Linked DNA regions of Mus musculus: all the other regions are linked to region 3. Evidence: chromatin loops called from intact Hi-C (ENCODE). Cell type or tissue: gastrocnemius. All regions are shown on one strand. Region 1 holds the start of Klf9 (Kruppel-like factor 9). Region 2 has its middle 71 kb from the start of Zfand5. Region 3 holds the start of Zfand5 (zinc finger, AN1-type domain 5). Region 4 has its middle 57 kb from the start of Zfand5.

Evidence for each region. A loop is a pair of places that touch in the nucleus more often than their neighbours do. Peaks named below come from ENCODE experiments on the same cell type or tissue, not always from the same donor. Only the 100,000 strongest peaks of a DNase experiment are listed, where the experiment ranks them.
Region 1: a loop joins it to region 3, with 11 times the contacts of the local background. A loop is called at or near these places in 6 of 42 quality-filtered maps.
Region 2: a loop joins it to region 3, with 2.3 times the contacts of the local background. A loop is called at or near these places in 3 of 42 quality-filtered maps.
Region 4: it touches region 3 in a loop (2.4-fold over the local background); 3 of 42 quality-filtered maps call a loop at or near these places.

The regions. Positions count from the first base shown.
Region 1 is chr19:23,136,262-23,144,261 of GRCm38, forward strand. Klf9 (Kruppel-like factor 9) reads left to right here and starts at 4,965. Exons shown (of 2, transcript NM_010638.5): 1 at 4,965-5,998. The coding sequence starts at 5,494. 2410080I02Rik (a long non-coding RNA gene) reads left to right here. Exons shown (of 2, transcript XR_386610.3): 2 at 1-850. In gastrocnemius, no CTCF peak of the experiment used is centred here; DNase peaks (open chromatin) are centred at 408, 4,791, 5,366, 5,845 and 4 more places; H3K4me3 peaks cover 6,756 bases; H3K27ac peaks cover 8,000 bases.
Region 2 is chr19:21,339,441-21,347,440 of GRCm38, forward strand. No RefSeq gene overlaps it. Among named protein-coding and RNA genes, the nearest start is that of Zfand5, 71 kb to the left of the region's middle. In gastrocnemius, no CTCF peak of the experiment used is centred here; no DNase peak of the experiment used is centred here; H3K4me3 peaks cover 990 bases; H3K27ac peaks cover 2,170 bases.
Region 3 is chr19:21,267,655-21,275,654 of GRCm38, forward strand. Zfand5 (zinc finger, AN1-type domain 5) reads left to right here and starts at 4,624. Exons shown (of 6, transcript NM_009551.5): 1 at 4,624-5,088. LOC115489044 reads left to right here and starts at 3,804. Exons shown (of 2, transcript XM_030251153.1): 1 at 3,804-3,836; 2 at 4,121-5,088. The coding sequence starts at 3,804. The coding sequence ends at 4,813. RefSeq lists an enhancer at 6,430-7,189. In gastrocnemius, no CTCF peak of the experiment used is centred here; DNase peaks (open chromatin) are centred at 3,716, 4,524, 5,034 and 6,698; H3K4me3 peaks cover 4,779 bases; H3K27ac peaks cover 4,955 bases.
Region 4 is chr19:21,325,291-21,333,290 of GRCm38, forward strand. No RefSeq gene overlaps it. Among named protein-coding and RNA genes, the nearest start is that of Zfand5, 57 kb to the left of the region's middle. In gastrocnemius, no CTCF peak of the experiment used is centred here; DNase peaks (open chromatin) are centred at 3,867 and 4,667; H3K4me3 peaks cover 521 bases; H3K27ac peaks cover 4,393 bases.

The DNA of each region.
Region 1 (8,000 bases), 1.9 Mb after region 3:
TTTGCGGTAGGCTGCTTAGTGGAGCAAGAGTAAAGTAGGGCGTCGTGGAAGTTTTCGCGCCGGAGCTCCCCGCCCCCTCCAGACACTGGGTGTTAACTCAACCTGGCTACAATCGGTTCGCCAGATCCGGCTTTATCGGATTGTTTCAAATCCAGGGACGTCGCTCTAGTGAAGAGCCCACCCCTTCATTCCTGTCTCTATTCTTCCTAAACTCACCACCTTTCAGCAAAACGAACACAGCTTTCCCCAGTAGGCCCTTTATGTGCTCTGGGTGAGATTCCCTAAAGCTGCTGAGCTCAGGCCGGGAAAGGGCGAGGTGAGGATCTATCCCAATGTGAGGTCTGACACGTGATCCTCTACCCCCAGCGGGCCATCTGTTCTTTTTCCTTCCCGCCGGGAGGCTGGCAACTTTGTCTGGGCAAGGTCCACGCCTCTCAGCAGGAAAATACCGAGAAAAGCCAGAATCGGCAGAAACCTGTATCTACAGCATGTGACTTTAAGCTGAACTTCGGGCCTAGAGCTGGGACCATACTTGGCCATCTGTGTTTTAAACTAAGTGCCAGGTGATTAGCCCCACCCAACAAGATGGGGGAAGCCCTGCTTCGGGCTCAGTCTAACTCTGTCTCCAGAAGAGGGGCCCAAGAATCGGCAGCGTTAGCCTGGAAACACCTTACCGGGGTTTACCTAGGAAAAAGAACAGATTCTAAGCCTCTAGGCCACTTCCTACAGAGCCGTGTAAGAAGGGGGTGGGGGTGAAATTATGAATTAGGAAAAAAATGGCATGCTAATTTTAGCTTTTGGGAGGTGGCGGCAGGGAGTTGGAGGCTAGCCTAGGCTCTGTTTTTTGAAATAATTTTGAGGGGAAAAAAAGCATTCTCGTTAAGTACTGGCTTTAAGGTTCCCGAACCTTCACCGTAAGGTGACACAAGCAGATGAGGCACTGTTCTGAGAGAGCAAATCTTACTCTAGTGTTCCCCCTTCTCCATTTCTGTGTGAGACAGAGTCTCACATACCCCATAATCTCCTTTTCTCTTCCTCCCTAGTTCTGTGACTTCAGGTACTACAGGTGTGACATTCTACAGGCCCACCCTGGCCTCTAGGAATTTTTATAAACCCCTGCATCTCGGGAGTCTGAAGAGACTGCAACTGTGTTAAATCTAATCCTATCAGTCCAGTCCGCAGATAAGAAAATGGCTGGGAGAGGTGAAGTGAGGTCACAGATCTCATTTAAGGCAGAAGAGGCCTTATAGCCTTCACATTAATTCTACTGGGAAGCCTTGTAAACAAGGCTCACTGTTCTGGCTACAGGCTAATAAGCCATAGCCATGGGAACTTGGAAGATACAGCATAGGGTAGGGAGACTGTGCAAAGGAAAATAACATGTACTAGAAACAGTTACAATCTTTGGGTTCTCTTGTTCCCCTGGGTGGGAGTATTTGGAGTAGAAATGAATGAAGACTAACTTGGGAAAGCGGACCTCTTAGATTTATGTGCCATAATATTAACAGGATATTTTGCCCAACATTTAATTGAGATAACAACATGCTGGCTAAATAGCATTAGCTGGTTTTAATCATAAAACTATTATAGTACATTTCAATACAGATAGAAAATATTGTTTAAAAATACAAGGAAAAAAGTCATGATGTGGGAAATACCACTTCTGGTGCTCTGTGTTATCTATCAAACACACGTATGATTCGTAACATGTGCATGTAGCTATCATCCTATAGAGGACAGACTCCCTTTGTGTTTTGGTATCCCCTCACACTTAGTTCATTACCAGGAATGAATGGTCAGAGAAGGGGAGCACGGGGTACAATGGCAGAATTGCCGACTTTGAAGGGACTTTCTACAACAACTATGCTTGCAGATCCATAAGAGAAATTCACATGGATGAGATCTGCTTTCTTGGTGTTCTTTATAACTGAATTGGGAGTATTGAGAGAGTGTAGTCGGGATCCTATGAAGCTAAAGGGCACTAGAAAGAAGGCAGCTAGATGTAAGGGAAGTTAAAGTTTGCATTTAAAAAACCCTGAGGTTAGTGTATTCAAACTCAGAGTCTTTAAGGGAAGATAGAGGCTCCTTCTCAGAGAATAACCTGCCCTTAATCTTTGGTAGCCTTTCAGGCCGAGGCCTGAGGAGACTTCATGAGTGAAACTAATACCAGTGGAAATACAAGTGTGGGAGGCTGTGTAGGCCTTTGACCATGAGGCTCTTCAACTGATCCCATCTATGCTGTGCCCTAGGGAGGCAGGCAGAGGTGCAAATTCCTAGGGACAGACTTTATCCTAGGGGGTAAAAAAAAAAATCAAAATTAGGCAGAACCAATCCTTCCCTTTCCTCCTTTTCTTTCTTTTTTTCCTTCATGTTTTTATGCTTTTCTTTTTTCCTTTTCTTTTCTTTTTCTTTTTCTTTTCTTTTTCTTTCTTTCTTTTTTTTTTTTTTTTTGAGACAGGATCTCACTCTGTAGCCTCCTCAAATGCCTCAAATGTTCCATCGTGCCTCAGTCTCCTGAGTACTGGGACTTCTGGTCTGCACCATCATAGCCAGCACCAGTGAATTCTTTTCTAAAATTAAGATTATCAGAATGTGGGCTGGAGAGATGGCTCAGTGGTTAAGAGCACTGACTGCTCTTCCAGAGGTCCTGAGTTCAAATCCCAGCAAACCACATGGTGGCTCATAACCATCTGTATGGCTTTAGTGTACTCATATACATAAAATAAATAGGTAAATGTTTAAAAAAAAGATTATCAGAATGTGCTGGACAGTGGTGGTGCACACCTTTAATCCCAACACTTGGGAGGCAGAGGCAGGGGGATTTCTGAGTTCGAGGCCAGCCTGGTCTACAGAGTGAATTCCAGGACAGCCAAGGATACACAGAGAAACCCTGTCTCAAAAAACCCCCCAAAAAGGCAAGATTTCCAAGATGGCTTCCCTGCTATACACTATTGTACATATTCTCTCTATATCTATATATGAATCATATACATATATATATATATATATATATATATATATATATATATATATATCACATGGATGTCATAAGGGTCTTGGGCCTGGGTCCTGCATGAAGCATGTCCTCTGTACTCTCATGATGTGATGTGATGGCAGTGATATTTCTCCATGGGTTAGCACTTCCTGTTATATTTGTTCTTTTCCCAGGAAATGACCTTGTGTGGTGTCTTTCCTGCATAACTTTAAAAGTCAAAATAATTTACCCTACCCTTCAAACTGGAAGGGTTCTTCTGAGACCCCCCCAGAGAACCCGGTGGAGGTATCCAAAACATTAAGGGTTAACCACGAGTGGGAAAGTTGGGGTTAGATATTGTGAAGTTAGTGTCTCATAGAGAAAAAGTGCCTTTCATACTCAGGATAAATGGAGGGATTTTTTTTGGGGGGGGGTTCGAGACAGGGTTTCTCTGTGTAGCCCTGGCTGTCCTGGAACTCACTCTGTAGACCAGGCTGGCCTCGAACTCAGAAATCCGCCTGCCTCTGCCTCCCGAGTGCTGGGATCAAAGGCGTGCACCACCACCGCCAGGCAATGGAGGGATTGTAAACCCGCAGTGTTGACTGTATGCCCTGCTGTAGATCCTTAGCTATCATGATGGAAAACAACCCAGCACTCATCTCAGGAAGAAGCACACTGAGTTCATCAGACTCCCAACCCCACACTAATTGTTGACCAAGTAAAGCCACAAGATTCAGTTGTTAAGGCTCTCTGGATGATTCCAGTTCTCAGGACTATTTAACACAGTTAATATTTCACAGGGGTGGCTCCTCTAAAGCAGAGTCAGGAATCGGGAACCCTGTGCTTTTTTTTTTTTTTTTTTTTTTTTTTTTTGAGTTCTGCGGTCGTCTACCTGATAAGGTAGACCAGTCTTGTTCTCTACAATTGTGAAGCAAGAGGAAGGAAAGGCTTGCCCAGCAGGAACAGGGAGGAGTCCCTACAAAGAAAAGGATTTTTTCAAGTTATGCAAATGCAATGTCTTATTGGTCTCAGTTTATGGGTTAAGATAGCTTCAAGACAGAGCGAATTTAGAGTCAAAGGCGCCCAAGGAAGTAGGAGGTTTAGCAAAATGCCAAGATGGCGGTGCTTTTGTGTAAGAACCATTTAATACGGAACCGGATCTTTTGTTAGCTGTGAAAAATTTTAGATGAATTTCTCTTGGTTAATGTGTGGGGTGAAAGAACTTTTAAACATCTAAGTGCTGCATTCCAAACAAGAACGAATTGATGCTGTCTCATCCGAGTCTGTCCTTGGACAACGTGGCCTGCCATATCGAGGGTTTAAAATTTGACTCACACTTAGTTTATTAAGCACCCCGTCCTTCCATCTATATTTTAGAGTTAGCACCAGCAACACAAATATGAAAAGATCTGTCCGATTCACTTCTGCTCCGCAGGTTTACAAGTGTCGGGCGCTTCCTTTTGGAACGCCCTTCTGATTGGCTGAGCCAATGCCAGTGACATCAACCAACTTACTTTTGATTGGAAGCCTGGTTGCTGGGACTGTAGCGTTTGCAGGAAGTCACTTAACTGTTTGAGGGCTGGGAACCCGAAGTTGAAGTTCTGTTTCGTCCCTAGGGATGGGCGTAACTGCCTAGGGGAGAAGCGTTCCCAAGCCACGCCAGCTGGCACGTGGGCCGGGAGGCGTAGGCGCGCGCGCGGTCTGGGCGGCATCTGCGGGGATGCGCAGCCGCTGGTTGCCGGGCTCCGAGCAGTTTCCCTTTTAAATGTCAGCGTTCGGGGCTGGAGGGGCAGCACGCGGCGGCGGAACGGAACGGTCGGATTGGCCGCGCGCCGTAGTTCTAGACGCACCTCTCCACCGAAGGGCCCTTCTGACTGGCAGGGGGAGAAAGTAAACAGAGTTGAATCACCCTCCCCACTGGCCAATTGGAGGGGGCCTGGATTGTGACGTGATGGGATTCTGCGAAATTGTTACTGAGCTGGAGAATGCCGGAGAGGCGCGGCGCGGCAGGACCAGGGGCTCAGCGGCCGTCGGCGGACGCGGGAAGAAGTGTCTCGTAGGCGCGGAGCCCCACTCAGCCCCGGCCCCCCTCGTCCGCGTACTCGGCTGATGCCCCGGGGCGTCAGCTCGGCGGAGAGGCGGTCGAGGACGTGCGCCTGGCTCGCAGTTGGCTTTCTCTGGGACTCCGACACGTTTGCAGTCGAATAAACTTGCGACCGCCACGTGTGGCATCTCTCCGAGGAGGGCGCGCCCATCGTGGGATCGCGCGGGGCGCCGGGCAGGGCGGCGGCGACAGCGGCGGAGCCGGCCGCGGCTGCTGCGTGCGGAGGCGCTGCCGGTTACGTAAAGATGAGGGGCTGAGGTCGCCTCGGCGCTCCCGCGAGTCGCAAGCTCCCGCGCCCCCGCCCCCTCGGCCGCGCCGCACCGCGCTCGTCGTCCGAGGCCAGGGCAGGGCTAGCCGAAGCTCCGCAGCCACCTTCAAGTTTGGCCGCACCGCCCGGGCTGCCGTCGCCCGCACCATGTCCGCGGCCGCCTACATGGACTTCGTGGCTGCCCAGTGTCTGGTTTCCATCTCCAACCGCGCCGCCGTGCCGGAGCACGGGGGCGCTCCGGAAGCCGAGCGGCTGCGACTACCTGAGCGCGAGGTGACCAAGGAACACGGTGACCCGGGGGACACCTGGAAGGATTATTGCACGCTGGTCACTATCGCCAAGAGCTTGTTGGACCTCAACAAATACCGACCCATCCAGACCCCCTCGGTGTGCAGCGACAGTCTGGAGAGTCCCGATGAGGATATAGGATCCGACAGCGACGTGACCACCGAATCTGGGTCGAGTCCTTCCCACAGCCCGGAGGAGAGACAGGATTCTGGCAGCGCGCCCAGCCCACTCTCCCTCCTCCACTCTGGAGTGGCTTCGAAGGGGAAACACGCCTCCGAAAAGAGGCACAAGTGCCCCTACAGTGGCTGTGGGAAAGTCTATGGAAAATCCTCCCATCTTAAAGCCCATTACAGAGTGCATACAGGTTAGCGGCGTCGCCTCTCCCCCGCTTCGGGCTTTAGCTAACCTTTGGCCGGCCAGCATTCCTGGGCGCCCAGGACACCGCACTCGGCCTAGAGGCTGCAAACATTTTGGAGAAGATGCTGCTTAACTCCTGCACTCTCTCCTTACTTGGCTCCAACCTTTAGGAGCCACCCGAACCCACCCCCACCCCCCCAACCGCCGCTCTGAGCAAGTGGCTTGCGTGGCTCGGCCTGGAGCCGGCCCGCCCCTCCCTTACCCGCCCCGCCCCCGGGACTCCGTACCCCGCCGCTGCGGGGTCGCCCCACCTGGGGAGACGCTGGGGGGTAGGGTAGTCAAATGGCGCAGCTTTTATCCCATTCCCTGGTGGGGTTGCAACGGAGGGGTCGGCCTGGGAGGGGAGCCGCACTCTGCGTGAATCGTTTTAGGATGACTAAGGACTCATTTAACTGGATGGCGGCTACTTTTCAGGGCTTGCCAAGGTGGTTTTAAATTTGGCTAAGAGTCCCCTGAGAGGTTTAAAATAAAACTGCTTCAGGCTGCAGGGGAGACTGATGAAGGAATGGATGGTGGATTAACTTCTTGACTAGTTAGCTTTCCTAAGGAACGTGATTCAGTGCTGATCTGTTCCCATGTGACTTATTTGGTCTCATGCCTGAAGCCTTAGGAGAGAGGTGTGGTCTTTGCTGGAGTTCAAGGCCTCACGGATGAGTGTGGGGGCGTTCCTCTTAGCTGTAGGCCACGCAGCACACCAACGTGGCTGTAAAACCATCTGCTCTAGGGAACTGGCTTTAGGAGCTTAGTAGGACCCTGGTCAACTAGCTCTGGTGGTTCTAGTTAAACATGCCTAGAAAAAGGTGGAAGGCGTTCACATATGAACAAGTGTTGAGGTCAGCTAGGGAAGGGTCGTTTGTAACTGTTGTTATGATCAGGCAGCGGGCCTTACCTTGTCCTGAGACCGCATGTTTCAGAGTTGTTGGCATCGTGTCCAAAGGTGTTGAGGGGTTTGGTGTGAGACATTGGCATTTTGTAGAAGAGGTCCGGAACCTTTCTTTGGTTTCAAAATGATACTCGGTGGGATTTTCAGGTTTGTTTGCTATTGAAAAGACTATGTAGCCACCTGCCCTTTTTTATTATCCTTTGGAAAGTGAGTCTCTGGGAGGTGGCTGCCAGCATCAGAATAAATCTTAAATTTCCTAGTGATAATGAAAAGCTAGGTGCTGTTTGGGGTCCACGTCTAGGTTGCCATATGAAACTGCACCTTTGTAAGTTTGACTCTATAATAGCAGTTGGACAGGCCTGTACCCTCAGTGGGGGGGTGTGACCTTTAGTAGGGCTCTGGGAGGTGAACAGAGGTATAATAACTCAGCGAGTTACTCTCCACAGCTGTTGGGCGGGCCTGGCCATGTCAGCCATGTTCCCAGGGTTCAGTGGCTCACATGGACACCCACGGCCACCTTGAGCAAAGGCATTTTCTCCTTCAGGAGGACTGCCCAGTGGATGATGCAGGTGGGGAGGCCCGCAGTGCCTACTGTGGCTCAGCAGAAGATACCCAGCATTCTGGGCCATTTCAGCTGAGTGCTTTTCTCGGGCATTTATAGAAATGGCTGCTCATGTGTGCGTGCATGCGTGCTGCTCTTTAATTCTCCATAAGGCACGACAGCTCAGCTGTTTCAGGAGAACCTTTCACACCGATCACAGTTGAAAAGGAAATTAAGTAGGTGTTCTTCCCATTTTAAAATGCTACAGTCATACCTTTGGCTCTAGTGGTGTGGTGATTTCAGGGGTCTTAACTTATGTTTGGGGGGGGGGGCGTTGGGGATAAGTACTGCTAGTGTGGACAAAAATGCCAGCCGCTACAGATAATGCCTGAAGTGTTTTGGAGAGGAGGCGCATGCCAAGTTGAGTTTCTGGCGCTTCCATTCTCAGACAGCTTCAGGTTAGCTCGTGGTTGGGTGGGGCAAGCAGCTTCCGGATTTTCTCTCTGCGACTTCTTAAATCCTGAA
Region 2 (8,000 bases), 72 kb after region 3:
CAGTTTCTAAATGTGTTCTCTCTGTCAACAGATTTGGCAAAATACAGTCTTACAAATGGATTAATGATGGGGATATATTCTAAGACACATACCATTACTTTGTTACATAAAGATGGCTGTGATATCACTAGGTAACATAGTCTTCTGAACCCTCACCATATATATGATCCATCAGCAGGAGAAATATTGTTATATGGTACATGACTGCATTTATTCAGAAGAGACCTTGGGCAAGTACATCCAGAGAAATAGCAAGTAGTACTTGAACCCCAATCTCTCTTTGGTTTTCTTCCCTGGTGACACAACCTCTATTTCTTCACTTCAAAACTAAATAAGGTTTAGTACAAAGCAAATGGGAGATAACAGGTTTGATTATTATGTTTGTGGTGGTTTGAATATGCTTGGCCCAGGGAGTGGTACTATTAGGAGGTGTGGTCTTGTTGGAGTAGGTTTTGGCCTTGTTGGAGGAAGTGTGTCACTGTAGAGATAGGCAATGAGACCCTTCTTCTAACTATGTGGGAGCCAGTCTTCTAGCGACCTTCAGATGAAGATGTAGAACTCTCAGCTCCTCTTGCACTATGCCTGCCTGAACGACGCCATGTTCCCTCCAGCCTTGACGATCATAGACCGAACTTCTGAACCTGTAAGCCAGACCCAATTAACTGTCCTTATAAAAGTTGCCTTGGTCGTGGTGTCTGTTCACAGCAGTAAACCCTAAGATAATGTTCAAAATTCACACAAATATTTGCTAATCATCTTTCAGGAAGGAAAACAAAAGCAAAAACCAATTCAATAGGTCAATACATACACAACAACTCACATGGTGAACTAGACACGGTCTAAGTAGAGTGCAATGCGTTTTTACATGTACACAAGTGTAACCACTATCATCAAGATCCAGAAGACATCTGGAGATGGCAGGGAATTTTTCTATTCTAAACTAACAGGAGGATGGCTTTTGTCTGTGAACTTAATCAAGAAAGCACTGTGTACAATGCTTTTGAAATTTCTGGAGGGTCAGTGTGGAGACTGTGTACAATGCACCTATCACTTTTTACATTACTGCTCTCTGCCACAGCTCTCCTGTCTGTGGCCCTTTTAGCCGCTGTCTCTCCGAGGAGTTCTGGTCCCAGTGTTTTGAATCAGACGATCCTCATCTCTCCAACTTCAGGACTGCCCTCCCCAGTCACAATGACAGGCTTCAGTGTGCTGCCTTAAGCAGACTTGGGCTGAAACTGAAGACGGAACTGGGCCCACCCTTTCGACTAGTGACAGCAGCTGAAAGACAGGCGACTTAGCGAAAACATCTTGCTAGAACGAGCAACAGTCATCTGAGAGGGAGTTAGGATCAGGGAGAAGAGAGCCAACAGACCCAGGGAAGGAAAGCTGAGCTGGTGACTAAGCTCCCGTGTCCACCCACACCCGAAACAGGATCCTCCTCCCAGCTCTTACTTTACACTGCCCAGTAGAGTCTCTTAAGTAAACTGGTTTGAATGGGGTTTTCTATCACTAGCAGTCCAGATGACCGGACTACCAAGTATCTGAAAAGCATTCTTACTCCCTATGATAACATGAGGTGCTTCCTACATCTCCTCTTCCTCCTCCCACTTCTCTTTCCCCTCCTCCTCCTTTCTTCTCCCTTCTTCCTCCTCCTCCCCTCCTTTTCTTCTCCTTTCTTCTTCATCACCCTTCTCCCCCTTCATTTTCCTTCTCTTCCTCCTCCTTCTCTCCCACTCCTCTTTTTGTTTGTTTGTTTGTTTGTTTTTGTTTTTTTTCGAGACAGGGTTTCTCTGTATATCCCTGGCTGTCCTGGAACTCACTCTGTAGACCAGGCTGGTTCTAACTCAGAAATCCACCTGCCTCTGCCTCCCAAGTGCTGGGATTAAAGGCGTGCACCACCACCGCCCGGCACTCCCATTCCTCTTAAAAGAGTAGGCAAGCTGAGTGTAGTGGCAGACACCTTTAATCCCAGCACTGAAGGGGCAGGTGGATCTCTGAGTTCTAAGGCAGTTTGGTCAGTTAGAGGCCAACAGGGACTGCATAGTGAGACCTTGTCTCAAAAGAGAGCTGGAGTGGGGGTGAGGAGGAGGAGGAAGACAACGAGGAGGAAGGGGAGAAGGGGGCAGCAGCAAGAGCTGCAACTGAATTATTAAAGAGCAGAATTGAAAAGTTATCTCTTCAAAGACAAGGATGAAATGTAGTGTCTTGATATGTTTTGCTTTCACCTCCACAAAACACTATAGTCCGCTATGTGTGATGGTGGGGAGAGAAAAAATAGTGAGAGGAAGAGACCAGATACACAGAGAGAGGTCGAAGGAGGGAGGGAGGGAGGGAGAGAGGATGAGAGAATACATGGTGTGGATGGAGGACTAGACAGGGGCTGGGGAGGATGGAGGAAGGAGTACTAAGCTCCACAGTGCACTGGCAAGGTACAGAATAAGCAGAATAAGAGGTGACACCTCCAAAAAAAAAAAAAAACCCACAAAAAACAAAAAGCCGGGCATGGTGCATGCCTTTAATCCTAGCACTCAGGAGGCAGAGGCAGGCATATTTCTGAGTTTGAGGCCAGCCTGGTCTACAAAGTGAGTTCCAGGACAGCTAGGGCTACACAGAGAAACCCTGTCTTGAAAAAAACAAAGAAACAAAACAAAACAAAAAAACCAAGAAGAGGTGACACCCCTCACCTCAAATTCAACACGTTTAGCAAACATGCTGAGTTCTACAAACTCACCTTAGTTTCCCCACAAAGATGGGAAAAAAACCAAAAACAAAAAAAACCAAACAAACAAACAAAAAAAACAAAAACAAAAAACAACAACAACCACATTGGCAGAGCAAAACAGGTTTATCTACAGTTTGGCCAAACTCTTAATTTCTCTTTTTCCTGTCTCATTGTTACAGTTTTATAGAAAACATGAAACTAAAGTCCAGAAACATGCATGTTAACAGTGAAATTTGTGCTCAGAATTACATGGGCCTGGGATTCCTAGACAAATTTTAAAACTTTAATTCTTTTGGGAGGTTGGGTTCAGAATTGGCCATGCTAATGCAAGTTCCGGGAACATAGAGATTGTTGAGCAATGCCAGTAGCTCTATAAGCCATGAGGTGGGGATTTGAGCATCTCTGGAACCAGGGCAGGATGCTTGCCTTATCTCTAAATCTGACTGACGATGACATTATTTTCTAGTAGACGTACTCAGCCAGTTCTAACAAGAACTAAAAGAGGTTAGACAGAGTGACACATGAGGCAGGGGATTGGTTGAGATCTGCCTGGGCTACATAGTAAGTTGAAAGTCAGCCTGGGAAATGTAGAGAGACTCTGTCTGGCTACATTTTGGGAGGTGATAAGAGAACATGTGATCACGATGTATTGTTTACATATATTAAACTGTCCAAGAAAAGATCAAAGATACTCTATTTTAGAATATAAACATTTAAAAGGGTTGTGGTAGCATAAATCTCTTGTATAGCTCTTATAAGGCTCAATATAAACAAACAAACAAACAAACAAAATAACCAAAGCATCCTTCAAAGTCTGGTGCATGGTGATATACTATCATCCCAGCAATAAGGGAGACTGACACAGAAGGATCTTGTCCTCACAGCCAGCCTGGACTACATAAAACCAGACCTAGTAAGCCCCTTTCTCAAAAGGACAAAAGACATAAACAAGTATCTACATAAAGAATAATAAAGAAATTTTTTCAAAAATGTCTTAAGGAATTTCAAAATCAATGAAAACTTCCACCTTTCTGATTTGTAAACACCACACACATGCACTTGACAGTGTTGAATGTAGCAACCAAATGCATGCACCTGATAATGTCGAATATAGTGCCTCTGTGTAATGCTAGGACTCTATGACCTTAACTTAGTTATCATTCTCTGAGGTTGCCCATTAGCCCCAGGTAAGACACTGATCGCCAAATGTGAAAACTATGTGCATTCTCTGCATGCAGTTGTTCTACCCTAACTTGGAAATTTCCACATCCAGTTACTGTTTGTGAAGTCCTATTGCACTTGTCTGTGAGACATGGACTGTAAAATAGGTAGTCTCTAGAAATTTCATGAAGGAAATACACACATACACACAGGTACAAATCAACACACATACCACAAGCACACACATAGAGGCACAAACACATATAAGTGTACACATATGCGCACACAGTCATGCACATACAAGTACAAGCACACACAGGTGCGCGTGCACGCACGCACACACACACATACACACACAGACACACACACACACACACAAGGCACTATATAATCATCACACTCTCCTTTGGCTAATTCCAATGGCAAGAAAGCAACAGTACCCCATGGAAGGAGTTACAGAGACAAAGTTTGGAGCTGAGACAAAAGGATGGACCATCTAGAGACTGCCATATCCAGGGATCCATCCCATAATTAGCCTCCAAACGATGACACCATTGCATACACTAGCAAGCATTTGCTGAAAGGACCCTGATATAGCTGTCTCTTGTGAGACTAGGCCGGGGCCTAGCAAACACAGAAGTGGATGCTCACAGTCAGCTATTGGATGGATCACAGGGCTCCCAATGGAGGAGCTAGAGAAAGTACCCAAGGAGCTAAAGGGATCTGCAACCCTATAGGTGGAACAACAATATGAACTAACCAGTACCCCGGAGCTCTTGACTCTAGCTGCATATGTATCGAAAGATGGCCTAGTCAGCCATCACTGGAAAGAGAGGCCCATTGGACACACAAACTTTATATGCCCCAGTACAGCGGAACGCCAGGGCCAAAAAGTGGGAGTGGGTGGGTAGGGGAGTGGGGGGGGGGGGAGGGTATGGGGGACTTTTGGGATAGCATTGGAAATGTAATTGAGGAAAATACGTAATTAAAAAAAAAAGAAAGAAAAAAAGAAAGCAACAGTACATAGAACCTACAGAAAAGGAGAAACCGGATATCACAGGTCAGGTTTACTGGAAAACAGAGATGGGAATCAGTATTCAAATCATGCCTTTGGGGGTGTTCTCGAGACGAGAACATGCATGAGGGAAGAAAGTAACCCAACTAGAAAAGCCACATGAAAACCAGGCATGACACGGCTTCGCAGGAAGCAAGGAAGAGATGTGAGCTTGTGGACCTATCATTGGAGGCTGACTGCCGAGGTAGGAGTGTGAATTTGAGTAGGCCAGCTCTGAGGACTGTCAGCTATCCTTCTCAGAAAGGGGTGGACTGATGTCTCTCTCTGAAAGGAGTTTCTGAGTGGTGGACTGAGCCTCACCCACCGCACCTGATACGATTTCCGGTTTTGGAATCAGTTAATCTGCAGATTGCCTGATCATACTGATTTCCCATTTTTCTTGGAGGTGGGATGAGTTTGGGATAAGTCTCCTTTTGAGCAGGAATGTTCTCTAGGTGTTGTCCGTTTATTAACTAACCTATAAAAGTTTCCACAAAGGGAGCATCATGTCAGCCAGACAATAGCCACTCTTACCTTGTGAGGATTGATAATGAGAGCCATGGCTTAGTAGTTTGGATCTATAGTCACACAGAACAGTCAAATTTCCCCTGAATGGCGTGAGCGCTTTGCATGTTTCCTCACTGACATAACAACATGCCCCATAGCTGAAATGCTTGGCTTCTGAAGGCTGCTGGCCCCTGCTCAACCCCTGCCACTGGTCATTAGAACTCCTGGAAACCAAGAGAACAGTATTGTCAAGCTTCTGGAGTTACAAAAAGAAAATTAGCTTACAAGAACCCCAGAATTCCAAAGGTAGATTTCAGTTGTGCTGATTTTTTTTTCCTTTTCTTCCATATTATGGGAAGAAAAACAAAAACAAAATCTCCCTTTAATTCTTTGTTAGGATTTCTTCAGTTTCTCACTGAAATAACTGTGGAATCCACAGGTTTTGCAAACATGCTTCCTGTCAGGTTGACAGGAAGGGCTTCTGGGTCTTATTGCTAAATAGACCAATGAAGAGAGTAGTCCCCATCACATAAGAAAGACCAGATTCTCAGAACCTCGATCTTTGTGTTGCATATGCAAGTGACAATAATTCAGGGAAGAGTATGGCTATGCCCAACAATCTGATTTCGAATCACCTAATAATTAGCAACCTCAGATACTCTCGATTAGAAATTTTCTCCTCTTTAGAAAAAGATGTCTTGCCATATTTCTGTCTCCTTACCTCTATAGAGTTGGTAGGGAGTTTGAAGACAGTGCTATGTAGATTTAATCACAGCCTGCCCCCCTTGATTATAGCCTGCATTTGGCTTGTTTGTCACACAAGGAGAAGTAACTTCAACTCTGTGACATGAAAGGACTGGACGTGCCAGAGAATTATGTATTCTGTTATTTGCTAAAGTTTACAGCTGAGGCTCAGGGTTAATGCTGAAATCCTCTAATCAGCATGGGATTGTTCATATTCAAAGCTGTGTTTATAATAGCAGAGAGTAGGATACAGGCACCTTCCATCTGCAAACTGAATAGAAACATACATCGTAATTGAAAGCCCCCTTGGATGTCGACAGATGAAGGACTTGAGGAGTTTGTTGCAAAGAAGATGAAAAAGTATTTATGAAAAGGGCTCAGTCCCAGCACTGGGGAGAACAAACCAGGCAGAGGACAGAGTTCAGTAGTTGAGCACTTTCTTTGCATGAACAAAGCACTGGATTCAATCCCTGATATGGCTGAGCAACTTAATAAAATATAATAAATTAACAGGGCTTTGAGAGATGGGTCAGTGGTTAAGAGTTCATACATGCTGTTTTTGCATAGGACCTGAGTTCAGTTCCCAGCATGGAGGTGCCTTACGAATGCCTATAGCTCCAGCTCCAGAGGAAATCTTCTGGCTTCTGTGGGCAACACACTTGTGTGCACTCCCCTCATATTCACAAAATTAAAAACCAAAACATAAATCTTAAAAAAACAAAATAATATAAATGTAAAATTTTCATCTAGGCTGACAGTGCTCTACAGAAGAGCCACAGACTATCTAACAAAAAACTTTAACATAATATGTGAGAAAACATCTTCTGGTATCAGCATCGTCCGAGAGACTCCAAAAACATGATAGGTTATAGCTATTGTTCTTGGTTGTCTCAGAAGTTAAGTCCCTTTTGCTACAGATGCCGCGCACTTCAGCTATAGGACCCAAGGTATCTGAGGTGGATCTGACCTGAAATCCTCCTGCTGAAGGACTACCTGACCTGAAACCAGAAGGCGCCTTGCAATCTTTGAAAGGAAGGAAGTAACCCAGTAATTCCATCCAGCAACGGTGCCTCTGGCCCACTGCAATGACCAGTGGTTGTGTGTGGATGGGCCTGGTGCTGTTTGTATGTTGATGCTAATTCTGCTCTCCTGGGAGGAGCTGCAGACAAGGAGTGTGCCATACTCAGGTGACTTCTTGTGAACCAATCCCCTAATGAATAAAGGAGCCAATCACTGGGAGAGTAGGTGGGACTTCCGGGTTGGCGAAGGGAAGAGAGGAAGCAGGAGAGAGTTAGGTCTTTTTGGACTGGGATAGCGTGAAGACAAGATGTAGCTACGAGTGTCTCCTGGTTTCCCTGGAGTGTCTCCCGGTTTCCATGGCAGATCCATCAGGATTCACCACTGGAGGATCTAGATTTAATAAGGCATACAAGTTAGGATTTTAGTTGTTGCACACAGCGATTGAGTTAGCGTTGTTTCTGAACTAAGTTTGTATTGCATTTTCCATCACACACAGCAGCAAAGCGTGGAATTGCCTGAGGTGCACCAGAAAGGCCGTGGGGGTACTGAAGCACAGGGCTGGTGTGGTAGCGACCCTCCAGTAGGAACCTAGGAAGCTGGGTGGAGAGATGTTGGAGCTCTGAGTCAGAGAGTCTCTATGAGATAAAAACATGTTGACCATTGCCCGCCAGTGCATGGCCGGCCAGCCCGATGGGTCAGAGAGTAGCAGGGCTTAGCCCAGAAATGTGCTGTTCTTTTTAATATTTCCCGCAACAACCAGCATGCTATGCTAACTGTAAAGATGCAATAGTA
Region 3 (8,000 bases):
TCTGCATAATAATATTATATACAATATAAAAGAATGTGGAGTGGAGTTATGGAAATTAGCATGAATTATAATCACTGAGCATATAGTATATCAACTGTTCATAAAAGGAAAGCCATAAAAATAAACCAAAGCATAGAAGAAATAGAACTTATTTTTGAATTACAGCTGGGTAGGTGTTAGCTGTCATATATTGTTTGTCCTATCCCTCCCCCCCCTTCTTAAAAAAAAACACTTTAAACTTAGAATGTGTTGGGGTGGTGGCTATGTCAAAGTTCACATAAAGAAGTCAAATAACAACTTTTATGAATTGGATCCTCTCCCTCTGCCATGTTGGGCCATGGGACTGAACATAGATCACTTGGCTTGGCAGCAGGCACCTTTATTGCTGAGCTATCGTGCAAGCCCTGGATGCTGCCTTTTCAAGTCGAGTTTAGCTTTTGGTGTTCCATTTTGTATTACTACCAAACATGTCTAAGAACACAAATAGGAAGTCACACAATTTTTTTTTTTACTGTGAAGTTTGTTTTAAATAGTCAGGTTCTTTTTAGTTTTGATAAGAGAGGATCTGAAATAATTTGTAGATGAAAAACATCCTTTAGTAACAACAGTCAGTCATGCAATAGGAGAAGAAATTCCTTTTGTATACTTTTTAAAGAGGAAGTGGGGTCCCTGATTAGAGATCAGGCCTGGCTATAACTTGAATATGCATTGGAGCCACTGCATGCTGAGAGTTTAAAAATGAAATGGTCATAAATCGGTCACCTTGGGTCTGAGTGACAGGATCCTGTTGCTCCATCCTACCTAAGATCACTTGGCTTTAAGAGCTTGTCTTCTGTGCTGGGGATGCAAGGGGAGCTGCAGAGGGGCATGGTAATGTTCTTTACAGCAGCAACATTTATGATCTACGAGAGGTCAGGGAAGCTTGTTTGTTTGTTTTTTGTTTGTTTTGTTTTTCGAGACAGGGTTTCTCTGTATAGCCCTGGCTGTCCTGGAACTCTCTCTGTAGACCAGGCTGGCCTTGAACTCAGAAATCTGCCTGCCTCTGCCTCCCAAGTGCTGGGATTACAGGCGGGTGCCACAGGGAAGCTTTTTAGGGGTAATTCTTAGGGGGTTAGGAATGCTTTGACTCCTGCAGTTCCCTCTATCAGTAGTGCCAACTGTTGGAATGGGCCAAGGTCATGCTGACCATGGAATTTTCCTTGCAAGCGTTTCGGACATTTTCTTCTGTGTTGACCCTTCCCTTTGTGGAATGTACACTGGAGTCCAACCTGTGGTTATTTGGCCTCTCTGATAGAGAGCAGAGGTAACCCACTGGTGCTATAGAGCCCATTCAGAGCTGGTCCACAATCCCTTGGGATCTAGCTGACCTGAAGGTAAGGACCAGACTGCTGGCTTTCCTTTTAGCTCCGATAAAAGTTTAATTTCCTTTGGGTTTTACATTCTTTCCTCGCCTATACCCTTTCTTTTTGGCTTGGGCCTTCAAGTACAGTTATTGAACACTCAGAAGATCAGTCACACCAGTATTGAAGATCAAATAATGACTTAAAATTTTAGTTATTGCTGGGCGTGGTGGCACACGCCTTTAATCCCAGCACTCGAGAGGCAGAGGCAGGCGGATTTCTGAGTTCTAGGCTAGCCTGGTCTACAAAGCGAGTTCCAGGACAGCCAGGGCTATACAGAGAAACCCTGTCTCGAAAAACAACAAAACAAAACACACAAAAAAAAACCCCCACAAAATTTTAGTTATTGTATGACACTTAATATCTTGACAAATTTTTAATTATCCCTTCAGAACTTCATATATGTATACAATCTATTTTGATCTGTATCTACCCCCAACATATTCTCTTCTAGCTTTGTGGGATTTTATTTCTTTTTTAAAAATAACTGAGACCAGTAAGTTTTGCTCATGCGTGCATAGGTGTGGGGTCATCAACAGGAAAATGGGTAACCTACATGGGGCCATACTAACAAAACTTACCCTCCTCCCCCATAGCGGCTCAGGTGTCCAGAGCTCCTCCCCATCCATGCTAGAAGATGGCCTTCCACTGCACTCCTCCCTGTCTTCTGGCTCTTACATTCTTTCCTTGCCCGCCCTCTTCCATAAAGTCCCCCCTCTATCTTAGGGGACAATGACATAAGTTAATTATCCTGATTTGAATTCTTTTTAAAACAGGAACTCACTATGTCACCCTGGCAGACCTGAAACTGGAAGCTGGAATTAAAGGTGTGTGTGTGTGTGTGTGTGTGTGTGCTACCACACCCTTCTAAAATAGTTACATTTTTAATGAAAACACAGGAAGCTGTAAACTGAAACTGGATGGTTTGGAACTCCCCATCTGGCTGCTGTACCCCTGGAGATTTACCTGTCTCTGCCTCCTGAGTGCTTAGATTAAAACTGTATACCAACCACTACAGCCATTTTTTTTTTTTTTCTTCCTAGTTTGGTTTTTCAAGACAAGGTTTCTGTGTAGCCCTGGCTGTCCTGGAACTAACTCTGCTACCACTGCCCGACCTGCTGCCTTCTTTTTTGAGACAGGGTTTCTAGGCAGCTTTGGCTGTCCTGGAACTTGCCCTGTAGACCAGGCTGGCCTTGAACTCAGAGATCCATTTGCCTCTGCCTCCTTAGTGCTGGGATTAAAGGTGCGTGTATGTGTCACCATTAGACTTAGAGCATGTGGGTTTTTTGTTTGTTTGTTTTGTTTTCTCGTTTCCTCCCAAAATATTGACATGGGGTTATTGGTCCTCTTTAATCTCTTGATCTCTCAATCTCTGTCTGTGATGTTCCATTCCTTAACAGACTCTGCTTGTGCCTTTACTAACTAGACGTAGGCAGGTCTCTGTGAGTTCAAGGCCAGCTTGGTCTAAAAGGCAAGTTCCAGGTCAGTCTGGGCCACACAAAGAGACCATCTCAAAACAAACCAAACTCTCTCTTTAATAAGCTTATCAGAACAGCTCCTAGTAGAGACGGCTGGAGCTGAGGCTTCTCTTTCTTTCTTAAAACTCTTGTCACACTGCATACAATTTTATCTGTTTGTTTATGTGTCAATATTACCATGTGGTCACCATAAATGCATTAATACATGTAGACAATATACTGATTTTAAATTACTCGGATTTGTATTACTTGTCAATTTTAACTTACACTATTGATAAGTTTTGTTAGCATCAACAGCTTGATTTTAAAATGACTTTGTTGTTTAAATTGGACAAGATAAATTATAAAGCTCTTCTTTTTAAAATGGAAGAATAAAAAGAGACAGACAATAAGGTATGCTCTATTTAAAAAAAATCTCTGAAGTTATTTTTATCCTCATAATTACGGTTTCCATTAGTCTCTAGCGCTTCAGGCAAGAGCATCCTTCATCATGACTGCCTTACCCTGACAAATGGACAGGGAGGGCATTTTTCTCAGTAAACTGCTGTGATAAATAAGGAGACCCTAAATGAAAAATAGATGACACTGAAATGGCTGGTAAATGGTAGCAGTTAGTTTTATTATTTACTAGTTTACAGAAATAAATCCCAAAGATCCTAGGACAAATGACCCAAACTAAGTCTGAAATACATTACTTGACCATAGCAATATAACCCCGAAATAGGTTTTTAAAATGTATTATGTACCGGTTAGTCCACTTGCTGTGCAGGGAGCAGTTAGATTTGGAGCATCAGGGCAGCACCCCTCCCCCACACTACTTCCACAATATCACAAATACAAAATCTAGAAATGAGGTTCGTGTGTCCCAGTCAAGGCCAACCCTAGGGTACCTTAGAGATAGGCCTAGGGTTTTTAAATACCCGAAATGAAGGACCCTAAGTGCATAAATGCCGTTAAGGTAGCCCTTCAAGGCCTACGGTTCTTAAATACCCGAAGTGAAGGACCCTAAGTGCATATTTGTAGCTAAGGTAGTAGCCCTTATGGATTTCGGCAGAGACATTTTGTGACCAGAACCCACGGAGAGACCAGCAGAAAGCTTCTTCTGTTCGTGCTCTGGGCAGGTACCCAGCACCTTGCCCTTGCCTGGGGTCCGGCTTGTTTGTCCCTCTTGCTCCATCTCATCAGGCTTGTCAGGGTTCTCCGTGCTTCACTGGAATAGTAAATTTCCAGGGGTTTCTATAGGCTGGCTTAACAGTTCAGAACGGCGGCGCGGGGCTGGGGCTGGTGGGCGGTCCTAGCTCAGAGCTGGCAGCGCACCGCGACCTTGGGCGGTGGCAGGCGGAGCTGCGGCGACACCCGGAACCCTGCCAGCCTCCTCCGGGCCGTGCCTTCCCGTCCCGCGGGGAGGGGACCCCGGCGGAGCTGGGGACGAAGCGTGAGAAACTGGGCTGGTGTGGGTGGCTGAGGGCGGACAATAGGGTTAAAAATAGAAGCGCTGCCTCCGTGGACCCGCCGCAGCAGCTCCACCCAGGGCCCCGCGGGCCGGAGGGTGACTGGGCGACGGTGACCGCAGCCTCCGGACTCGCCCCGCCCCCAAGTGCGGCCCCGCCCCCGGCTAGTGCCTGCAGGTCAGGGGCGGGGCCTCGTCCCGCGACGTCATCGCGCCGCGGGCGTGCCGACCGGGTTTTCGCTGACGCACAGGCCCCGCCCCCGCCGCCCTTTCCCTCAGATCCCGAGCGCCGGTCAGAGCCAGAGCGTCAGTCGTCGGGATCGCTGAGCGGTGTGCATCTGGTCAGGCGTCCGCTCGCTGCCCGGAGTCGCGCAGAGTCTCTGGCGAACGCGGAAGCCCGAAGAGCGCAGTCCTCGGGCCCCGTCGGCGCTCAGGCCTCTCCGCGCGCCTCCTCACTCGGCCGGGACGTCGCTGTGGAGGCGTGAGGTGCCGGCGGCCGGGCGCCTGGAGCGGCGCTAGCCCCGCGGCCTGCGGTTCTTCTCCTCCCCCGCCGCCCTCCCACCCGAGCTGCGGCGGGGCTCGGCCGCCTCGGCGCTTCTGCACGAACAAAGGAGGCCTCCGCGGCGCCAGCGCAGCTCCGCCTGCGCTCCGCTCCGCTCCGGCCCGCGGCGGCCGCTAGCCAGCCCTTCCCGGAGGCCTCAGCCCGGCCCACCGCCCGGCGTCGCGCGCCAGCTCGCTAGTGCATCCGGGCCCCCGCAGGGTAAGTGGCGCGAGCCGGGACGGCGCGGGGGCGGGAGCACGCCCGATCGGCGAGCACAAAGACGGGCCCGGCCGGGCCAGCGGGCTGGACGGGACAATGCCCGGCGTGCCGCGGCGCCGGGTGCCGGCCGGCCGACCGACCGACAGGATAGACAATGGCAGAGGCGGCTACTGCCGCGCCTGGCTCCCTGCACAGCCGAGTTGTTCCGGCGAGGGACCGTCGAGTGCATGACTCAGTGGTTTTTGGAGCAGGCCCTACCGGGCTTCCCGGAGCGCGGCCTGCGCTGCGAGGGGGGTGGGGGGCCTCTGGGTCCCGAACTCGGTCGAAATCGCTGGAACCGGGACTGACGGCTCTTCTCCCGGAGGGTTTTTAGTTTTTTCCAATGCGGTTAAGCTTCTCCCTCAAAATCCTTTGCATGGAAGCAAGTCGAGCGCCTCTCCCTTTGTTTCTTTCCTACGTGAACATTTGTGAAGTTGACATTTTGCTTGCTTTCCGTGCACTCCGTGTAGTTGTATTCTGAGGGAAGGTATTATAAGCTAACTGTCGATTGGAGCTGCCTAAGAATATTACCTGAGATAATTAGAAGAAAATAATATATAGGTCAGAGCCTCCTTTCTTAAAATCGGTATTTAGTAATCAAGGGAATAGTAAGATAGTAATTAATTTTATCTTATTTTGATTTTTTTAGGTGAGATTTCATTATTCAACTGCTGAAAATATTTCACTTTTACATTTCAAGTTTGTTTTTGAAGTGTCTCGCCCCAAAATAAGGGATTTCTTTTAGTTGTTCTAAATTGTTTTGTGGCTGGAACCGGTATTAAGTATGGAAAGAAGCTCTTAGAAAAAAAAAACTATTTGACTGTTTGGCAGAGGTGTCTGAAATCTGGAGACTAAGGACTTGCACAAGGTCAGGCTTAGTAGCACATTAGAGTTTAGAGTTCGGGTCTGACCTCGAGGTTAGGGAGTGATCTTGCCATTTTGAACCATTGCCATTTTGAACCATGGTATGCACCTGAAACAGCTATTCCATACTTTAAAAGAAAACTTCATTCATTTCAGATTTTGAGTTGGAAAATCATTTTTAGTCCAGTGAGGTTTGTTTTAAGCTATGAGCTAAGAAAGAAAAAGCGTGAATTTAAACAAAACAGAGCATTCTAGCTATGCGGGAAAGGGTTTATGGATGACAAAGTTTTTAACAACTTGTTTTGCACCACCCCCGCCCCAGCCCCAATGTAAGGACAATACAGTATATCTAAACTAACAAAAACCCTATAGTTATAGTAACTGTAAAGAGTATTTGTGCTTCCATTCTTTCTCCTACTTATTGTGCCTACTTACTCTCCCCTTGCCCCACTTTTAATATTCACAATTTACTTTATGATTTATTCTGCTTGGGTATTGTGGATTGAAGGTGAGGCTGTTCTCTGATCCTGCATTAGAAAAACTTGGAGGCATTAATTGCATTTTGTTATGTGAGATATGTGAATGCTGCATCGTTAGTTCTTGGGGTTGTGTAGGAGTTGGCAGGCTCTGAGATATAAATAGAAGCTGATTTCAGAGGCCCCTGTTGACTAGGCTTTATGTGAGAGCCTCCATCCAGCTCAGCTTGTCACATTGCAGCCTTGTGACAGGCTGAAGCGCCCTCCCATGTGATCTAAGCTTCAGAGAAGTATTAAAGCAAGCTGTGCACATGTGATGGCATTTAAAATCTGACTTACTAGAAGGGAAGAAAACTATTGTCTTAGTTCTTGATATTTCTGTGTCTCTGCCTAAGATTTTAGTTGTTTTCTTAAGATCCTTATCTATGTGGGAGGAGGCCTTGGGTGGGATATTCTTCTTTACCATAAGAAAAGTGCTTTCTTATTAATAACTAAGGATTGTTGATGTGATCTGTTTGTTGGTCTTTGGCCGGTGTCCTCTGAAGTAGTCTAGTAAGTGAGATTAGCATAGTTTCTCGAGCAGGCTGATAAAAGCCTAACTTTTTGCATAGGGTAAAGGGCAGTACACTGCCCGGTGAAAATGAAGATATATAATTTATTATTTGAATCTTTTTTTTTTCCGATGCTTATGTTTTATGTTACACTCGGCATTTTAAAACCTCAGCTAAAAGTGTTTATTAAACTGCACAAGTAATCTTGAAATATTTACACTGTCCTGCTCTGAAATGAGTCAGCTAAATTCCACTCACTATTTAAAGAGACAGTGTCAACTAAATTACTACTATTGTTCTAAACTGTGGCTTTTAATCACTGCAAACAAGCTTGATTTGCTCAAAATAAGGTGCCCTTGTGCTTGGGTGGGGTAGGGGGAGGGAGATTGCTGTCCTTTAACTATTCAAGACCTGCTACTCATTGTCAGGATTCTGTCCTGGTCAAATTGATTATTTTCCTTCTTTCATTTTTTAATTTTGGTAAAGAGTTAATTGGGTGTTTCATACTGTGTGATATTTGGGAAAAATGGGTGACCACAATTTCCTTTTAACCAAATACTGCTATATTTTTTACAAAATTTTTCAAAGATAAATTTTCCTAATGTGTATTTTTCTCTTATACAGTGGGAAACTTAGTAAATTTAGCTCATTTTAATGCTAATGTAAACAACTTTGGAAAAGTCATGGTATAGTTGCTATTTTAAGTTTTCTGGTAGCCTAACATTAAATATTAATCATGACTAAACATTTTTTTTATATTACTTTACTACATTAAGTTTTGGCTTAGAAAAATTTGGGGCTTTGACAGGAAAAAAAAGTACTTTTAAAAGTTAATAGACACTGGAAAAATTTGGGGCTGATAATTTTCAAGTTTCTAGATGAGGTTACAGGTAGCTGCCTTAATGGAAGTATTACTTGATGGGGCCCAACCAAGTATGTCTTTTAAGAAAGGTACTGCTGGGTGTAGTCTTTAAAAAGTTAT
Region 4 (8,000 bases), 58 kb after region 3:
TCAGAAATATTTCTTCTAAAGTGATATTCATTCTAAGTACCTGATCCTTTCTCCACCAAGAAAGAAGAAGAAAAAGGAAAAAGAAGGAGGAAGAGGAGGAAGGGGAGGGGGAGGAGGAGGGGGGGGGAGGCAGCCTAATGGCTAATTTAGATTGTGGAGGCAGCCTGTTCTCACCAGTTTGTGGCATATGGGAATTTGCCAAGTACTTCAGAAAGCTGCTAGTTTTGACTGGTGTCAGAAACGGAAGAAAGCTGTTCAACAGACCCAGGCTGCTGTGCATTTGGTTCGTAGGATTCATACCATGATACTTGACATATTAGTGGCAAATAGAGTAGCTGTTTGGAGACTTTGGTAGGCCACAGGGCCTACCAAAATAATAGTAGAGGCCATTGGAATTTCGGAGCAAACCCTACCATCATCTTTAGACATCTATTCTCCACTTAAGAGACATGATCTGCTATGGTGTCTTCGTAAAGACTGAACATTTGACAATGGGTTATCAGATAAGCATCCCACCAGAAGTTCCCATCATGAGCTGGGTATTATTTGATACATCAAACCACAAATTGGCATGCATCTCAGCAATGTATACAGGAAAGTATTGTCAAGCAGAAAAACTACATGATCGGGCCTAAATAGGTCCTAAGCACATGAATGAAGTTATGTGAAGAAGGTGACCAAGTCCTTTTGGCTTAGTCCACATGCTATTGCTGCACTGAGACACCATGACCACAGCAACTCTTTTTTTAAAAAATTAAATTATTTTATTTATTTATATTCCAAATGTTGCCCACTTCCCAGTCGCCCCCCCTCCCTGGGTTCTTCACCTCATTCCCCTCCCCTTTGCTTCTGAGAGAGTTTCTCCCCCCCCCCCACACACACACACAGCAACTCTTATAAAGGAAAACATTTAACTGGGGCTGGCTTACAGTTCAGAGGTTAAGTCCATAGTCATCATGGTAGGAAGCATGGCATCAGGCAGGCAGACATGATGCTGGACAGTGGCTGAGAGCTCTACATGTGGGTCTACAGACAGTAGACAGAGAAAACTGGGCCTGGCTTGAGTGTCTGAAACCCAAAGCCCACTTCCAGTGGCATACTTCTTCCACCAAGCACGTACTCCAGTGAAGTCACACCTAATCCCAGTCATGTAATGCCATTCCATAATGGCCAAGTATTCACATATTTTAGCCTATGAGGACCATTTCTTTTTTTTAAGATTTATTTATTTATTTTAAGTATATGAGTACACACTGTAGCTGTACAGATAGCTGTGAGCCTTCAACTAGTTGTTGGGAATTGAATTTAGGACCTGTGCTCGCTCTGGTCAACCCCTCTTGCTCCAGTCGGCCCCGCTCACTCTGGCCCAAAGGTTTATTTATCATTATAAATAAGTACATTGTAGCCGTCTTCGGATACACCAGAACAGGATATCAGATCTCATTACGGGTGGTTGTGAGCCACCATGTGGTTTCTGGGATTTGAACTCAGGACCTCTGGAAGAATAGTCAGTGCTCTTACCCACTGAGTCATCTCACCAGCCCCGAGGGCCATTTCTATTTAAACAACCATACCTGTGATTCCTACTCTAGCTACAATGCTTTCTATACCTAAAAATATAGATCTGGTCTCGTGGGGTATTGTATGACTGCTTGATTCAGGACCCAGTTTACAAATGGTTCTGCATACTATGCAGGCACCACCCAGAAGTAGATAGCTGCAAACAGTACATCTCCCTTTGGGACAACCTTGAAGAGCATTCGTGAAGGCAAATCTTCATCATGGTCAGTTTAGAGGAATTTTAATCCAGCAACATGGCTGTACTGGCAAGGGAATCACATCCAAAGACCTTCCAGGTCAGTGTGATCTGACTGGAATGCAGACACGCCGCACACCTCTAATCCCCGGGCTAGAATACAGACAGACATGCTCTTAGTTCATACTTTTAATCCCAAACAACATAAGTAAGGCTAGTTTGTAGAGGGAAACAGCCATGTTTGAAAGTGATGTCTAATTGAGTGAAAGAAAGACTTGATAGAATGGGTCAGAGATAGGATACACGCAACACTCATGAGAGCAGGCAGGATAGATTACTTCAGAGCAGCACAGAGAGAGTTCAGGCCATGCAGTGGAGTGGAGTTTGTTCCTGAGTTCCTGCAGTTTGTGACTGAAGTTCAGTGCAGCATAGGCAGTTGTAGTCAGAGAATAAGAAGGAGCCAGAAGATTAGAACTCATTGCCAGAGTTAGTTTGAAGCCAAGCAGAACAATCCAACGAGAAGCCGAGAGAATCCAGTTCTAATCAATCAGCTTGGAGAGAATTTTGGGACAAAGCAGCTGAGTTGAACCAGCCAACCAAAGTTAAGGCTGAAAACAATCGAGGACCAGGTTAGCATCCAGAGGCAGGAAGCTGAAGCTTTCAAGGTCTGGACTTGAAGAAGATTAGATTGTAACTGTAGACTAGAAGCTTACACTCCTAGGTCTAGGGATTGATAGTACAGAGAGAAAACTGCTCTGGGCTCAGCACAAGCCATGTGTATGGTTCTTGTCTCAACACATCATCTGACGAAATAAAAGTAACAGTTACAGGAAGAATGTCAGATAGTATACAAGATTGCATTTTGCTTGGACAGAAGACAGCCAGATGGGAAATTATATACTGTTATAGTCAGTGCTGATTGTCAACCTAAGAGGCTCTAGAATTTCCTAGGAGACAAGCTTCTGGCCATACCTGCACCAGACTATCTAGATCCGCCTATCCCATGCCTGTGAGTGATTATCTTGATTCACTAAATTGCAATAGGAATATATCCCTAAAGTTGGGTGGTACTGTTCCCTGGGTTTGAATCCTGAATTTCATTAAAAGAAGATACACACACACACACACACACACTCATATAAAATAAACAAATTTAAAGGAAAAGATTGGAATAATATGAAAAAGAATCATCATCTCATGTTGTCAAGTAAAATAACAAAAATAAAATATGCCCAGATAATCATAGCTAATTTTAAATATCAAAAATACCACCCTAAAAACAATTCACAAAAATAAACCAAGGGAAATTGCTATCGTTTTGTCTGAGATTCAGGACATACTCTTTATTAATCATTATTTATATCTTCTCTACACACACGCCTCTCTTCACCACTGAACATTAGTGGCGAATTATGCACTGGGACAATAACTAGGTTATAAAAGTCTAGCCTGGACTGGGTAAACGGAGGCAGCTGCCGCTCTGGAGTCAAGGAGGAACTGTCTACCCACAGGGTCTCCATGAGCTCCAGCAGGCAGTGAAGTGAGCCACAGCAATGTCACAGGGGACACTGGATTCATCCCGCTATTCTAATGATTAAGATCACTGTGAGGACAGGGCTGTCAAGTACTCATATCAAGGGTTATCCCAAACATTCGTTCAAAAGGGCAGCAGAGAAAACTAGAAAGAAAACTCAACTCACTATGTTTTATAATCTACAAGATGTCTCCCATTTTAACTCGTTCAGGCCAGAATACACTAAATATAAAGGCAGTTTTTAGAATAGAATCCTGCTCCTCTTCCCTCTTGCTCCCAAAACAATGTCTCTAATAAATCCCTCGGATACAAAACATATCGAAAACAACAGCTCTGGTAAAAATAGGGGTCAGACCATGTGTTCTGCTCGGCCTCATCCACGCACATCGGAGGCTTCTCGCCGAATAATCTGGAAAGTGCTGTTCAAACAATCTAAACTGGCTGAGGGGCTGTCTGGCATGGAGCACTGTCACCAGGGCCCTATTGTGGTTTGAAAGGACAGCCAGGAAAAGGGACCCAAAAGGAGCAGCTGTGTCTACATTCCCAGCTACTTGCATGAAGCATCTGCGCATGTCTCCAGCCATCTCCCAAGGAGGAGCCCTGACCTTCTGTGAGCTGGCATTACAGAGGGATTGTGGTCCAACCCTGGGCCCAGTGGGTCCTGACAACCCTGTTGTTTACCGTTCATCAGCAGGTGGCCGTTCCAGCACCCTTTGATTTCTGTGGCTCCGGAGCAGTGGGTTTAGACCTCAGATGAATAAGCAGCGGCTCCCTTGGTGTTGACTGGCAGTGGTTCCTAGTGGCCAGGGCCAGGCAAGGTTTAAGAAGGATTAGGCGTAGATTAGAAAAGGGTGGAGGTTAGAGCTAAACTTTACAATCCCATATTGTGGTCTCATAAATGCCTTGGTTTCATAAGAGGATGGCAGGTCGACACCCTTAGCCTTACTGCTCCAGATGTAAAAGCTGGGAGCCAGCTGTTCTTCTCTAGAAGGCCAGGACATGTTGCATGTGGTTCTCTTGTCAGAGTTCTGGATCCTTGGGAATGTGATGAAGGCCCTAGATACATATATATTTTTTTCCTATAGAGCTGTCACAAGTGCTTGGCACATATGAAAACTCTCAATCTCTGTCTCTGTCTCTCTGTCTCTGTCTCTCTGTCTCTGTCTCTCTCTCTCTCTCTCTCTTTCTCTTTCTTCTTATTCTCTTAGGTTCTGAACCACTCAGGCTGGTGATATTCAGAGGATCTGCAGGGCTCAGCACAGGGAGGCCACATTTGTCCCTCATGGAACTGGGATAGGTGTTCTGCCAAGGCCCCAGCAAGTAGCCAGACTCTTCAATGACCCCTGTCATGTTGAATGGACCTTGTCACCAGGCCAGGTTTCCTTGGCAGTCTGGCGACTCGCTGGGGGCCCTGGCAGGTGTTCTTGTTTATTACACAAAGTCTTGCTCCATTCCCTGGCGACAGCTTGCGGACCAAAACTATTTCATCTCCCAGGGCAAACAGGTGAGAGGAGAGAGGGAACAAAACAGAACAAAACAAAACAAGGCAGACAGCTTTTTAAGGCATCGCTTTCTAGGTTCCCTGAAAAACTGTCCCCTGCTCTGAATTAACCGAGTGTTTGTCCACAAGTGAAAGAATTTGTGTGAACCTACCCCCATGTCCCCTCCCCAATTCATTCTCTCTCTCTTTCTCTCTCTCTCATTCTCTCTCTCTCTTCGGGGCTTGTCCTGAAAAACTTAAGAGGAGGCTTATACTCTCTACACCCAAGTAATTAGTCTCATCCTGAGGGTCTTATTTAGAGAGGACCCATGACATTATAAACATGGTGTGGGAGGTGGCCTAAGGAAGACCTTTACTGCTGCGACCTTTACAGCTCCTGTCCACCTCTAACCTTTACCACACAAAATCCTGGCTCAGTACCCTTGCAAGCAGACTATTGGACCCTGAAGAGCCCAATCTGCCAATCACTTTTTGGGCAACAGCAAATAGAATGTGTTACCCCTCCTAATTCCAGTTTTCTCTCAGGTTAAAAATGGTAGTTGTTTCCTGGCCCAATACTGAGAATACAGAGCAAGCTGTACCATATTTCAAACTCCAAGTGAACTTTCAATGACTGTGGACTGCTAATAAGTAATTCCTTATCCTTTGGAACACCGCCAACCTGTGCTGCTATGGTCTGAGTGTGTGTGTCACCTCAGAATACACTACTCTAATAAGTGGCCAGCCTTTGGGAGGTGATGAGCACACAAAAGTGGAGCTCTCCTGAGTGGGATCCGAGTCCTTACAGAAGAGTCCTAGCAGGGGCTAGAGCGATGGCCCAGCAATTCAGAAGAATTGCTCCTCCTCCAAAGGACCTAGGTTCAGTTCCGAGGACCCATGCCAAGCAGCTCACAGCCACCTGAAGCTCTTGCTCAAGAGGATCTTATACTTTTTCACTGCCTGCTTGGGCAACTATTCGCCTAACACACACAAACACACACACACACACACACACACACACACACACACACTAAATGAATAATAAATCTTTAAAAAAAAAAATAAGGCCTCCGAATCCTCAGAGAGTTTTCTTGTCCCTATCCATGGTATGACTATATAGCAAGGGGGTCCAAAGAAAATCCACACACAGGTCCTCACCAGAGACAGAACGTGATGGCCACTTGACCTTGAGCTTCCCAGCCTCCAGAGTCTTATGAAATAAATAGGTGTTTTGTAAATATGCTGTTAGAGCAGGACAAAGAGCTTAAGTGCCAGAAACACACATACAGGCTCACTACCATTTATTTGCACATTTATTTACATGCCACATGCTAACTCCAAGCATGACAATTAAATATTTGTCATCATTTAAGCATTTGGATGAACACTCTAATTCTTAGCAGGAAGGCTGGGGAACACAGGATGTTCATAGAGTACTGTAGAGTAAATAAGTTTGCAAATATTTAAGCCCCTCTCTCCCCTTTATTATCACCTTTAGGCCCATGGAAAGGACGGTAGAGATTTCTGTAAAGATTTATTACAGGTACAAGATGTCCTGTGCCATTTTCCCAGTGGGATCTTTTCCATGACCTTCCCAGTGGGTACCATGACTGTCATTACCACACTTCAAATGTTAACAGAGGCTCAGAGTGGTTAGGTAAATGGCACAGGTCCACAGGGCTCCTAAGTAGAAGAGCTAATTATAAATCTAGAGCTTCTTGCTTTACGTTGCTGTCATCTCTCCGAGTTCTTCTGGGAGTGTGCTTCTCCTCTTTCCACTCCCTAAAAATGATATGTTTCGTTCGAGAGTCCGTCTTTGCTTGCTTCGATAGGCTTGACAGCCACCCCACCCCAAGCACAAGTTTCAGATGGCCTAACATTGTCCAGAGCCAACGCGAATTTATTTAAAGCTGGCTTCACGTGGCCTCTTAAACTGCTGGATCATTTATACTGTAAACACCCATGCTGAGGAAAACCTAGCAGGTACGTCCATCCTCCAGTGCATCTCAGTGAAGAGGGAGAGGTGACAAGGCTCGCTTCAAGGCCCACAGTGTTTGTTCTATATGGAGAAGTAATTCAAACTAAGCATAGACTTGGTGTGGGACTTTTATAAGCTCTTATGTGGTGGTCTCTGGTTAACCCTTCATCTCTGGTGGCCCTGAGCAGTTTGGGATCTGCACTAAATTCCTTTAAGGTTTGTATTTTTCTCTTCTCCTGAAAGTGATAGTTTAGAAAACAAGTGTTGAAGAAGCCAATAGAAATACACCCACAATTCTTAGTGCTTGATCTCAGCTCAAGTTTAAAACTCATCTGTGTTGGAGCAACTCTGGCACAGCTACTTTGCAAGGAACCAGAGAGAAAGCCCTGACTCTGGAACAACATAAGGATATTTTACCAGCAGTCATTTGAATGGAGTGGAGTTAGGGAGACATAAATGTTCTCTAATGAACAGTGAAGCCTGCGGCACTCATAAATACTCTCTATTCCATGGCTAGCAGGACTCCTACTGGGGTGGTTTCCATAAATAATGCCCCACATAGGCTCACATATTCGAAAACTTGGTCCTGGTTGGTGCAGCTACTTGGAGAGTGTGTGGAGACTTTAGGAGGTGCACAACTGGAGGAAGTATGTTACTAGGGGTAGGGGTGGGATAGGCTTTGAAGGTTTATCGCCCCACTTCTTATTTGCTCTCTACCATCTATGTATGATTAAAGGAGACCAGCCCCCTTCCTGTGCTGCCCCCATGCCACAGTTTTCGCTGTGACAGACTTTAGACCCGGAGAACCATAAATCAAAATAAACTTTTTCTTCTTTTAAGTTATTTTTGGTAAGAATGCTTTATCATAGCAACAGAAAAGTTTGTGTGTGTGTGTGCGCGCGCACGCATGCGCGTATGTATCTGTGTGTGTTGAAATAGAATCTCACTATGTGGACCAAATGGCCCCAAATTTATGACAGTCCCGCCTCCACCCTTGAGATTATAGATGGATGGGTGCCACTGTGTCCAATAGATCTGGAATCTTCAGATTTCATAACTGTGAAGAAAAAGCAACTTCATTAGTAATGTGATTTCTCATTCACCATTTTTCCTTATTTTCCTTCGATTTATATAAAGTTAAGATGTATAACTAAGAAAATTATTTTAAAAATCAGGATTTTTACGACTACCTTTGTATATTTGCAGTATAGAACACCTGCATTTTAGGCAGCTGTGGTCCATGGAATTCCCT